2 separate regions of the Homo sapiens genome follow, and region 2 is linked to region 1. A link is an interaction called in ENCODE POLR2A ChIA-PET data of the cell type or tissue named here. Cell type or tissue: endothelial cell of umbilical vein. All regions are shown on one strand. Each heading gives the region's core, and the rest is flanking DNA. Links, peaks and the distances in the headings are about the cores only.

The links. Peaks named below come from ENCODE experiments on the same cell type or tissue, not always from the same donor. Only the 100,000 strongest peaks of a DNase experiment are listed, where the experiment ranks them.
Region 2: POLR2A ChIA-PET joins it to region 1 with 6 read pairs; 2 of 35 experiments call an interaction of 5 or more read pairs at or near these places.

Annotation. Positions count from the first base shown.
Region 1 is chr14:99,911,821-99,917,202 of GRCh38, reverse strand. It overlaps EML1 (EMAP like 1), which reads right to left. Exons shown (of 22, transcript NM_004434.3): 14 at 2,899-3,024; 15 at 2,506-2,637. Among named protein-coding and RNA genes, the nearest start is that of EML1, 120 kb to the right of the region's middle. In endothelial cell of umbilical vein, for the core only: no CTCF peak of the experiment used is centred there; no DNase peak of the experiment used is centred there.
Region 2 is chr14:99,434,648-99,440,029 of GRCh38, reverse strand. The region is part of intron 6 of SETD3 (SET domain containing 3, actin N3(tau)-histidine methyltransferase); the gene reads left to right. Among named protein-coding and RNA genes, the nearest start is that of SETD3, 44 kb to the left of the region's middle. In endothelial cell of umbilical vein, for the core only: no CTCF peak of the experiment used is centred there; a DNase peak (open chromatin) is centred at 3,179; H3K27ac peaks cover 405 bases.

The DNA of each region.
Region 1 (5,382 bases), core at 205-5,204:
CCTTCTACAAAGTCACAGCTTATAGAACCCAGCCCCTTCAGTTGACTCCCCGTGCTGAGTGGTAAGCTCACTGAATAGTGTGCTTGATTGCTCCAGAAAGACAACCACGGCACCCAACTCCATGACACGGAGACTGGGTGAGTGCCCACTGGGTGCAAAACACTATGGAGGCCTGGAAGGATCATGAGATGAGCAAGGCATGTTCTAGGTTTTGATCCAGTGGAACACACACACAGTCATCACTAACTCGGATACAAGATGGAATGATCCATGAAAGAGATCCATGAAAGAGATACACAGGGGAGGGAGGGATGAGGTGACACTGGGAAGCTGGGCCAAGGCTTCGCGGTACAGACGACTGGACTTGGGCCTCCCAGGAGAGGAAGAATTATCACTGGTGAAGGTGAGATGTGGCCACTCCAGTCGTTTTTTGGACCATGGTGAAGGGGGCAGTAATATAGTAAAAGTGATGGAAGCAACACAGCTGTGGGCATATTTGAGGAGTGGCAGATAGGTCAATGGGCTTACAGCACAGAGTATATCACATTAGTGATGTCACTGCCATGGTAAGGACTTTGATCACTAGGAAATAAGAACACTTTGAATGGTCTTGTCCTTTCAATAAAAAGAGTGACATGATTGAACATGTGTTTTAGATAAAGGGCACTTTGCAGGAGTGTTTAGGATGAAGAGAGAAGAGATTAAGGAAGATCAGGAAGAAAAGTAGCAATGGGAATGAAAATAGGAGGCCCTGAGATCCACTGGATAATCTAAAAAACCAAGAGAAAGAAACTTGATATATGATTACATTATTTCAATGCTTTCTTTCTACAGTGGGAGCTGTAATTAAGCTCAGAGCTGCCACTAATACACAAACAGAAATCGTGTTCACTTGAAGCTTTACCATTTACAAAGCACTTCTGTCTGTGTCATTCATCTAAGCCTCGTAACAATTTTGAGAAGTGGACACTGAGTTACAGATGTCCAAGGTCACAAGGCCAGTAGGCAGAGGAGCTAGAACTTCATTGCAGTTCCCTGGCTTCCAGCTTAGAGCTCCAACCCTTATGTTAGGCTAAATGATTAACAGCCTGGTAAAGGAGCTGTCATTGCCTTCAGCCCTCCTGGACCACCAGGGCATAGGTAGAACATATAACACTGTTCCCTTTAGCCCTTTCCTGCCATCACGGGCCACACCTGCTCTCTGAGTGGCAGTGCCTGCCCCTTGGGCCCTTCCACCTCACGGCTCAGCTGGCCACCAGTGACCAGCACCCCTTCCGTGAAAATGAAGGGAAGGGAGCCAAAACTTGAACCTAGCACCTGGGACATGCCAGTAACTCTATGGGGGATGAAAGGATGATGTGTTGGTTTACAGAAGGGCTATTTCCTCTGTGCAATGGGATTGCACAGATCATTAGGGCACCGGCAACAGAGAATGAGCTTCCGATTCGCTGCAGTGCAATGCAGTGGAAAGAACCAGAGTTTAGGAGTCAGACTGAGCTGGGTTCTAACACTAGCTAGGTCACTCACTAACTTAGTGACCTTGGCAAGTTATTTAACTTCTCTACACCTCAATTTCCTATTCAATAAAATCAGAGTTAAAAAAAAAACCTCTTCAACCTGCAGAGCTGCTACAGGGATTAAGGATAATACACGCACAGTGCTTGGCATGCAAACAGTCAGTGCTCAAGTAATACACGTGGGGAAAGGGCATTTCAACACTCTGACAGGTCATCAGAGTTTCTTTTGCAAAATTCACAGAGATGTTGACTTTTTTTTTTTTTTTTTTTTTTGAGACAGAATTTTGCTCTTGTTGCCCAGGCTGGAGTGCAATGGCGTGATCTTGGCTCACTGCAACCTCCACCTTCCGGGTTCAAGCAATTCTCCTGCCTCAGCCTTCCAAGGAGCTGGGAGTATAGGCATGCACCACCATGCCCGGCTAATTTTGTGTTTTTAGTAGAGACGGGGTTTCTCCATGTTGGTCAGGCTGGTCTCGAGCTCCCAACCTCAGGTGATCTGCCTGCCTTGGCCTCCCAAAGTGCTGGGATTACAGGCATGAGCCACCGTGCCCAGCTGACTTTCAAACGAAAGTTCACTTTACCATCAAACTCAAAATGTAGAGATATATTCAATCGTGTGTTTAGTACAGCTTGTAAATTCCCATTCAAAGGGTACACTGTAAATAGAATGCAGGCTCATAACAAGTATTTTTCAGCTCTTAGGATGGTTGAGAGACTGTACTCAGAAAATCTGACAATGAACTCAGAAAGAACAACTTCTTGTCAGAAAATTTCAACAGTAAACTTCAAAATTACATGGCTGAGGCCACGAGGCAATGTTAAAAGTAACACTGTTAAATGCAATTGCAATGTTAAGGCAACTCTAAATAGATAAATAACATTTGCTTTGGGACAACTTTGTATCACTGTTGATTTCATGCAAAAAATAAATAAACATGTTCCAGATGAATTTCTGTAAGAAAAATGGAAATGTAATGTGCATGTTTACCTCTATTATTTTGTCCCAGACGGGACGGTGACCCACAGCGTCCCAGAGAGTGGCATGCTTGTCATGCCCACAGGTCAAGAACTGAGATTTTGAGGCATGGATGGCCAGTCCCCAGAGCTCATCAGTGTGACCCTACAAATAACCAAGACAAACAGAAGCGCTCTGAGATACTACAGTTCGCACTCAGGAGCCGTAAGGGATGACGAACCGAGGCTTCATGCTGACTTCATAACTGCTCTCAACAGTTTCTCTCCTCCCATCTTTCAGCAGCCACAGACACTCTGGGGTGGAGGAAGGTTATCGTAGTATAAAGCACCTGATTGTAATGCTTGATTAGGGTCTGATATAATGCAAAATGAGAGTGTTTGCCGGGCCTGCTGAGTGGGATCGTACCTGAGTAATGGGTGTGAAGTCCCCTGACAGAGTGCCCTGCAGGACAAAGTTTCGAGTTGTGCCAATCAAGATCACATCGCCTTTCCCCTCGGCCACTGTCCGTATTGGACCAAACTGTTCTGGAATCTGCATTGAAAAGTCATATGAAAAGAAAAGATGTACAATTTCATTCAGTTGTTAGCTCAGTCATTCAAAACACTTATCATAATGATAGTCCCTATAACAGTTTTATATACACATATGTATATAATGTACGTTCAAATATATATGTTGTATATACATATATATGGAGAGTTTCACATAGATACCACAGCTGGCCAGGCTTGGTGGCTCATGCCTGTAATCCCAGCACGTTGGGAGGCTGAAGCAGGTGGATCACCTGAGGTCAGGAGTTGGAGACCAGCCTGGGCAACATGATGAAACCCCGTCTCTACTAAAAATACAAAAATTAGCTGGGCATGGTGGTGGGTGGCTGTAATCCCAGCTACTTGGGAGGCTGAGGCAGGAGAATCACTTGAACCCAGGAGGTGGAGGCTGCAGTGAGCCGAGATCACGCCACTACACTCCAGCCTGGGTGACAAGAGTGAAACTCCATCTCAAAAAAACAGATACCACAGCCAACTGTTGAGTGAGTGATCAAAACCCTAAGCCTTATTTTTAAACTACAAACATTTTATATATCTTAGAAGCATCAGCAAGAATGAGGTTAAGAAAAAGCATTTTCCTCAACAAAATTTAAAAATAAGGAATGCTACTGGTTAGTTTTCTCTTTACTTTTTACAATTTCTGATAGCAACAGTAGATACAATTCAGAAAGTAAAGAATATAGGCCAGGTGTGGTAGCTCACATCTGTAATCCCAGCACTTTGGGGGGCCGAGGTAGGTGGATTGCTTGAGCCCAGGAGTTCTAGACCAGCCTGGGCAATATAGCAAGACTCCATTTCTACCAAAAATACAAAAAAAATTAGCTGGGTATGGTGGTGCGTGTAGTAGCTGGAAAGCTACTCAAGAGGCTGAGGTGGGAGAATTACTTGAGCCTGGGAGGCAGAGGCTGAAGATCACGCCACTGCACTCCAGCCTGGGTGACAGAGCCAGACCCTGTCTGAAAATAATAATAATTAATAATAATAATAATAATAACACTGCCATAATACAACTTAAAATGGTAAGTTCTTTGGCAATGTCATTCTGTTCAGTTTAAAAATCGACATAAACATATGGAATAATCTAAATGTTAAGAGAAAGAATTGCAAAATACACCCATTAAGAACAATTTGCTATGATGAAGAAACAAAGTTCTTGTACTATAAAAAGAACAAATGCTGCAGCTTGACCCTGGCGGTTGCTGTTAGGCTCTCCCGTTCCAGGAAAGAAGCAGCCTCCCCTCACACATTCTCCAGTGTGGCATGTTAGCACAGATTTGAGTCAAGTTGATGATGACCCATGCTAATGAGGAAGAATCAGATACTAACAAACAGTGAATAGCTTTTATGAAATTAGATGGGGCTTTGGAGCTTTCTTTACAGTTATAATATGACTTGGGCATGTCTATGACTCTAGCAATTCACAATATGTTCAACCAAATGCTGGTCAAATCTTATTATTAAAAATGTTCTCACAACAGAATCTCCAGGCAAGGGGAAGTGATTTCCAAAGCTCAGATGAAGATCTTCCTTTATTAAGGGAAATAATCAACAGAACCAAATTTTCACACTGCCAGAGGGTGGTGCCATGTTGCTCTCTGATGTAAAATATAAGTGTTTTGTGTGTATCTGGGTTCAAAGTCCTAAAGTCTGTCCATTCTAAGCTAGGGATGAAAAGCATCACCCTTCAGAATGAGGCCAATTTTGCAGTGTCTGCTCACGATTTCCTGGAACCTGGGGGAGAAAATTCACTGAGTGGGCAGAAGGAATATTAAATATCTTGCCTCTGGTGCCTACCGGAATGCAGGGCTGCCAAGTAGATAATGGGGAGGTACACCGGGTATCAAAAGGAGTCACAGCCCTAGGGAGCACATTGGCACTTAGCTGAGGGCCATGTACGAAGTAGATACTCAACAAATACTAGTTCACTCAATGCAATAATGTCTCCAAAATAACATGCTAGAAATTAAAAATTAAAAGAGGCTGGGCGTGGTGGCTCATGCTTGTAATCCAGCACTTTGGGAGGCTGAGGTGGGAGGATCGCTTGAGCTCAGGAGTTCCAAACCAGCCTGGGCAACATCTCTACAAAATTACAAAAATTAGCCAGGTGTGGTGGTGTGTGTCTAAAGTCGCAGCTACTTGGGAGGCTGAGGTGGGAGGATCACTTGAGCCCAGGAGGGGGAGGTTGCAGTAAACTGTGATCACACCACTGCACTCCAGCCTGGGTGAGAGCCAGACCCTGCTCTAAAAAAAAAAAGAAAGAAAGAAAAAAAGAAAAAGAAAAAGTTAAAAGAGAAGACAGATTTTTATAATAAATCAAAATGTGGGTAACAGTCCCTTG
Region 2 (5,382 bases), core at 321-5,320, 480 kb after region 1:
CAAGACCAGCCTGGGTAACATGGTGAAACCCCAACATGGCGAAACCCTGTCTCTAAAAAAAAAAATACAGAAAGATTACCTGAGCATGGTGATGTGTGCCTGTAGAGCTACTTAGCAGACTGAAGTGAGAGGATGGTTTGAGCCCAGGAAGTGATGGTTGCAGTGAGCCAAGATTGTGCCACCATACTCTAGCCTGGGTGACAAAGCCAGATCCTGTCTCAAAAAAGAATATTTATACATATAAATACATACATTTATGTGTATAAAAATATAAATACATACATTTATATGTATAAAAATATAAATACATATATTTATATGTATAAAAATATAAATACATATAAATATATAAATATGTATTATATATACTTACATATTTATATATGTATATATAAAAATATAAATATGTTTATATATTTAATACATAGATATGTTTTCTATATTTATATATAAATATATGTATTTCAGAATATATATGTAATGAGTTTTGCTGAATGCTTCTCCTGTGGTTCGGTCATAGGTACTATAAGGAGATATAAAATCAACATGAGGTCCTTGCCTTCTAGAAGTTTATCATTGGAAATTGAAGGAAAACAAACAGGAAATGTTGACGAGCAAAAGTGGTAAACTGAGGCAGTGCTCTGTTGTCTGATCTCTGTGAAGCTTGGGGCAGTCAGGTGATACCTGAGTGGGGCTTGAAAGGCAAAGTTGTCTGGTTGGAGGAAATAGGTCAGCAGCAGTCTGGAGTTGGGGGTGAGAAGGGCATGTATGGAAGAACTTGAGAAGAGCAGCCTTTGCCTCTCAGAGGGCACAGCCCTGGAGCTGAGAAGCCTGTTGTGGATTTCCAGCAGGAGCTGCTCCTATGAGTCTGTCGCCTGAATCTCCCAGGGTTGCCTGTAGTGCCTGTGGCTCCCGCCAAAGTTGGGATCAAGTGGCTGCTGCTTTAGCAGTTCTCTTTGTGTGATACGTGCTGAAGCCACTCGGATGCTCTGAGCCTCAGTTTCCATATTTACAATCTACCCTCTGTGACAGACTTGTGAATGTAGCTGAGCTATCATGAATATAAATATGTTTTTTAAGTACAATCATTCTTCTGATGTAATTAACCTGAAGCTGGATGTGAGCACCTTCCTATGATGTTGGAAAGCAAAGTCCCTGTATTGGATGTAAAAGGCAAGAAGATGAAACAGAAAGGCCTGTTCACGGTGAGAGGGAGAGGACTAGGTCCTGAAGAGCCTCCAGCAAGCCTTGCCAGGTAGTTGGGATCTTATCCTGTAGGGGCACATGGTCAGACTGGCACTGGTTTGGTTGCTTGCTTAATGACAACCCCAGCGGCAGGGAGGTGGACGGTTTGGAGGCCATAAGACTACTTAGCCTGGTGAATCCGAGAAGTACCTGCAGGTAGAATTGACAGGATCTGGTGACAAACTGGATGTGAAGAGTTCGGGAGATAAGGATGATCTTGAGGATTCTGGAATAAATTGGTTTTAAGTTTACCTTGCTTATAACATGACATTACTAACCTTTCTCTGTTTTGAAGCTTTATGGTCTAGAATGGAAATCTTCAATGCTAAATTCCTAGCTTATTCTAACTTGTCTAAACCAGAGACACACCACAGGTAATCTACTATGCTTTGCATCCGAGCTTTCAGTTCAGACAGGTTTATTTTATTCTTTGGAATATATATTTGAAACCTTTTGTATGCAGAAGTCAAGCCTAGAGCAAATTTTTATTCTTAAATTATAGGCTTGTGAAAGTGAAGGTTTTAATGGAAGTGCTCACCCAACCTTAACCGTAGTGACACACACATGGTAGCATGTCTGAACGAAAAGCTGTCAGAAAGAGCAGATTTCAATTTAAATATATCAGTGATTTCAAGACCAGCTCTAATGAGTTTCAGAACCTTTGTGTCAGTCTCATGTTTTTTCCTTAAATGCTCTGAAGTCATTTAAAATTAATAAGCCAGTTTTTATTTGATAGAGTTTACAACAGAAATGCTGCCATCGGCTTTGAAGTCCTTGTTCTTGTGTGGTCTTTAAAGTGAATTAGTGGCTGTGGTTTCTGGAACCAGAAGGAGGTTGGCTTCTCATGAATGGGCATGTGGGCTGACCTGAGGGACTGCTTATGTACAGTTAGCTGGTATCTAAATGCAGGTACTGCCTCAAGTGAATGTAGGTGACGTAGTGACAAAGGAAGAATTTCAGTTAATGTAGATGTGAAATGGAGTTTCTTTGAGTGACTGAAGTGTTGAGCCAAGTTACATTGAGGCTTTTGAAATAGTATCTCAAAACTGAAAGAGATTTATTGAGACGAATCAATCTTTCTGTGTGTCACACACACACACACGTATACACGTACAGGCACGCACACACATCATATCACACAGTCACACGGTCACACACAAGTCTCACTGATCTAGTGCCTTTTCTTTTTTGGTAGTTACCTGTTATCAAGCACCACTGACGTGTGAAGAACGTCGTTAGGTGCTGGGATTGCAGAGAGGTGCTGGTGTAGTTTCCATTTGCAAGGAGCATTCAGTCTAGTGGAAAACCAAATGCAGTATATAATGTAATCACATTGAGGGGTTGGCGGAGTAGCCCAGAGGCAGGGAAAGCAGCAGAAAGAGTGGGAGTAGGGAAGACTTCACAGAGGTGGCACTGGTCACTGACCCCTGAAGAGGACGTAGGAGTTTTCCTGGTGGAGGGTAGAGGGCACAGCATGGCCATGCAGTGGGCCTGGAGTGTGGTGTGCACAGGGAGGTGGCAAGGTAGACATGCTGGAAGGGAGGGAACAGAACTCTTGAGGTAGCACTTTACTCAATGCCAAGATCCACATTAACACAATTCCACTGAATCCTCCGCGTGCCTGCGAGGTCTGGGTACTTCTGTTCTCATTTGACAGTGAGGAAATTGAGGCCTATTTGCTGGCCTGTCTGTTTCAGGACCTCAGTTCATACCTAGTTGGTGATAATCCCTGGACTTAATCTCATATCTAACTGAACTATCTTCTCTATCCACGGTACTGTGCTGACTTCATCCTGTAACCATGGGAGCTGGTCATTCATTCCATAAACATTTATTGAGACCTTCTGCTCACCTACTGCTGATTTACATTTCAACACAAGCTGTGGAAATGTTTTAAGCAGTGGAGGGAGGTGCTCAGGAATCTTGCTAAAATGGAAGGACTTAAACCGGTGCTGAAGAACCCAGGGAACACTTACTGGATAAAAAAATACAGCTCCTGTGTGGGGCCACGAGTAGTAGTGACTGTGTTGTTTGCAAGGTCAACACTTTTCAGCACAGTGCTAGATTTTTCTGGTGTGTGGGTAGGTACTTCCTTCCTGGAGAGGCTGCCGAGAAGAATTAAAAGCACCATAAGAACACAACAGTGGACCGAAGCAAATTTGCATTAAGAAAAGGCCATTCCAAGCCAAACTCACTTACTTTTATTCTTTTGAATTTAAGGAGGGCCGCTTAATCTCAGCCTAACACTTATCCCTGTGCTGTAATAGAGAATGCTGTCTGAGCATGTCTGGGGAGTACTAGTGGATGGTGTCAGGCTGCAGTGAGATGCTGGTGGCCATGTCCAGGCTCTGTGCCTGACCCTGTCTTGCCTAACACTTCTGTCAGGAATGCAGAAGACCCTGTTTCTGGATGATGGAAAACTGAGAAGGAAAGCTCTATGTAGACCAGGCCGTTCTTGATTTAGAAAACTATTCGACACAAGCTGTTTGATGAACTTTCCCGGGAGTCACTTGGAAGGCGGAAGTACGGTGGTGATCTGGTTAGGCTTTGTGTTTCCACCCATCTCATCTTGAATTGTAATCTCCATCATTCCCGTGATCACCACGTGTCAAGGGAGAGATCAAGCGGAGGCAGGTGAATCATGGAGGCGGTTTCCCCCATGTTGTTCTTGTGATAGTGAGTTCTTACAAGGTCTGATGGTTTTATAAGGGCTCTTTCCCCTTTGTTTGGCACTTCTTCCTGCTGCCTTGTGAAGAAGGTGCCTTGCTTCCTCCTCCTCTGTGATTGTGAGTTTCCTGAGGCCTCCCCAACCATGCTGAACTGTGAGTCAATTAAACCTCTTAGCTTTATAAACTACCCCGTCTTGGGCAGTTCTTCATCGCAGTGTGAGAATGGACTAATACAGGTGGAAAGACCGATGACCAGACATTGGAGCCCTGGAGTCATCTTCTTTCTTTGTCAGTTATTCACTTTGTGACCATAGCCAAGTCCCTCAAGCAATCTGAGCCTCAGTTTCCATACTTACAAAAAAAAAAAAAAAGGTGGGGGGGTGGGGAACCTGCCTTGTTTCTCCTACAGGTGTGTGAAGCCAGGTGTGAAATGGAAGGAAAGGTATTTCTAGATACAGAGGATTTTTACAAGTGCATGTTTTACAAATAGAGCTTCCTGTCATGGCCCTTTAGGGGTGCTGAAGAGGGGATTCTTGGACTAGGTGTGAAAGACGTTGATGGCCCAGGATAGTCCTTGCCAGTTCTGTAAACTATTGAGTAACTGTTTACATTCAGGGCACTCGTGGGTGTTAAAGGCACTGCTTCAGCTCCGTTCTGTTGAATCCCTAGTTGACAAGCTATCGGGAAGTAAGACACATGGGGAGAAGCTAAATGTCAATAAAATACTTGAATAACAGCTGATCACAACAAAGGATTTTATCAGTCAGCATAGGATTAACTACCAAAATTCTAGGTAGAAATTGCCAAGAAAACTTGAGAGGCAGGAAAGAGTCAAATGATTTATGAGTTTACTACCTAAAAAAATATAGCTATACTTTAAAGACAATGACAGCTTCCAAACATTGAGCATTATAAACTTTTAAAATAAGGTTTATTCATAGTCTATGAATAAACATGACAATATGCATGGCAAATAACAGAAAAGGATGAAAATATGTACCTGGTGGTAAATGGTATCAGAGTAATAACGAATAGGCCTTTGACTACTTTGTTAATTTTTTAAAATAGCTGGTATTAATAGAATAAAAATATAATTTTTTTTAAAAGGCTGGGGCCAGTTAGTAACCCTCCTATAGCAAAGATGAGCCAGTTTGGGGAGTTTTCTGTCAACTTTTAATTTTTTAAAAATTGAGATTTAACTTGTACATAATGAAATACATGTATATTAAATGTAGGTTGTTTTTTTTTTTTTTTTTTTTTTTTTTTTTGAGGCAGAGTTTTGCTCTTGTTGCCCAGGCTGGAGTGCAGTGGCGTGATCTCGGCTCATCACAACCTCTCCCTCCCGGGTTCAAGCAATTCTCCTTCCTTAGCCTCCCGAGTAGCTGGGATTACAGGCTTGCGCCACCACGCCCAGCTAATTTTGTATTTTTAGTAGAGACGGGGTTTCTCCATGTTGGTCAGGCTGGTC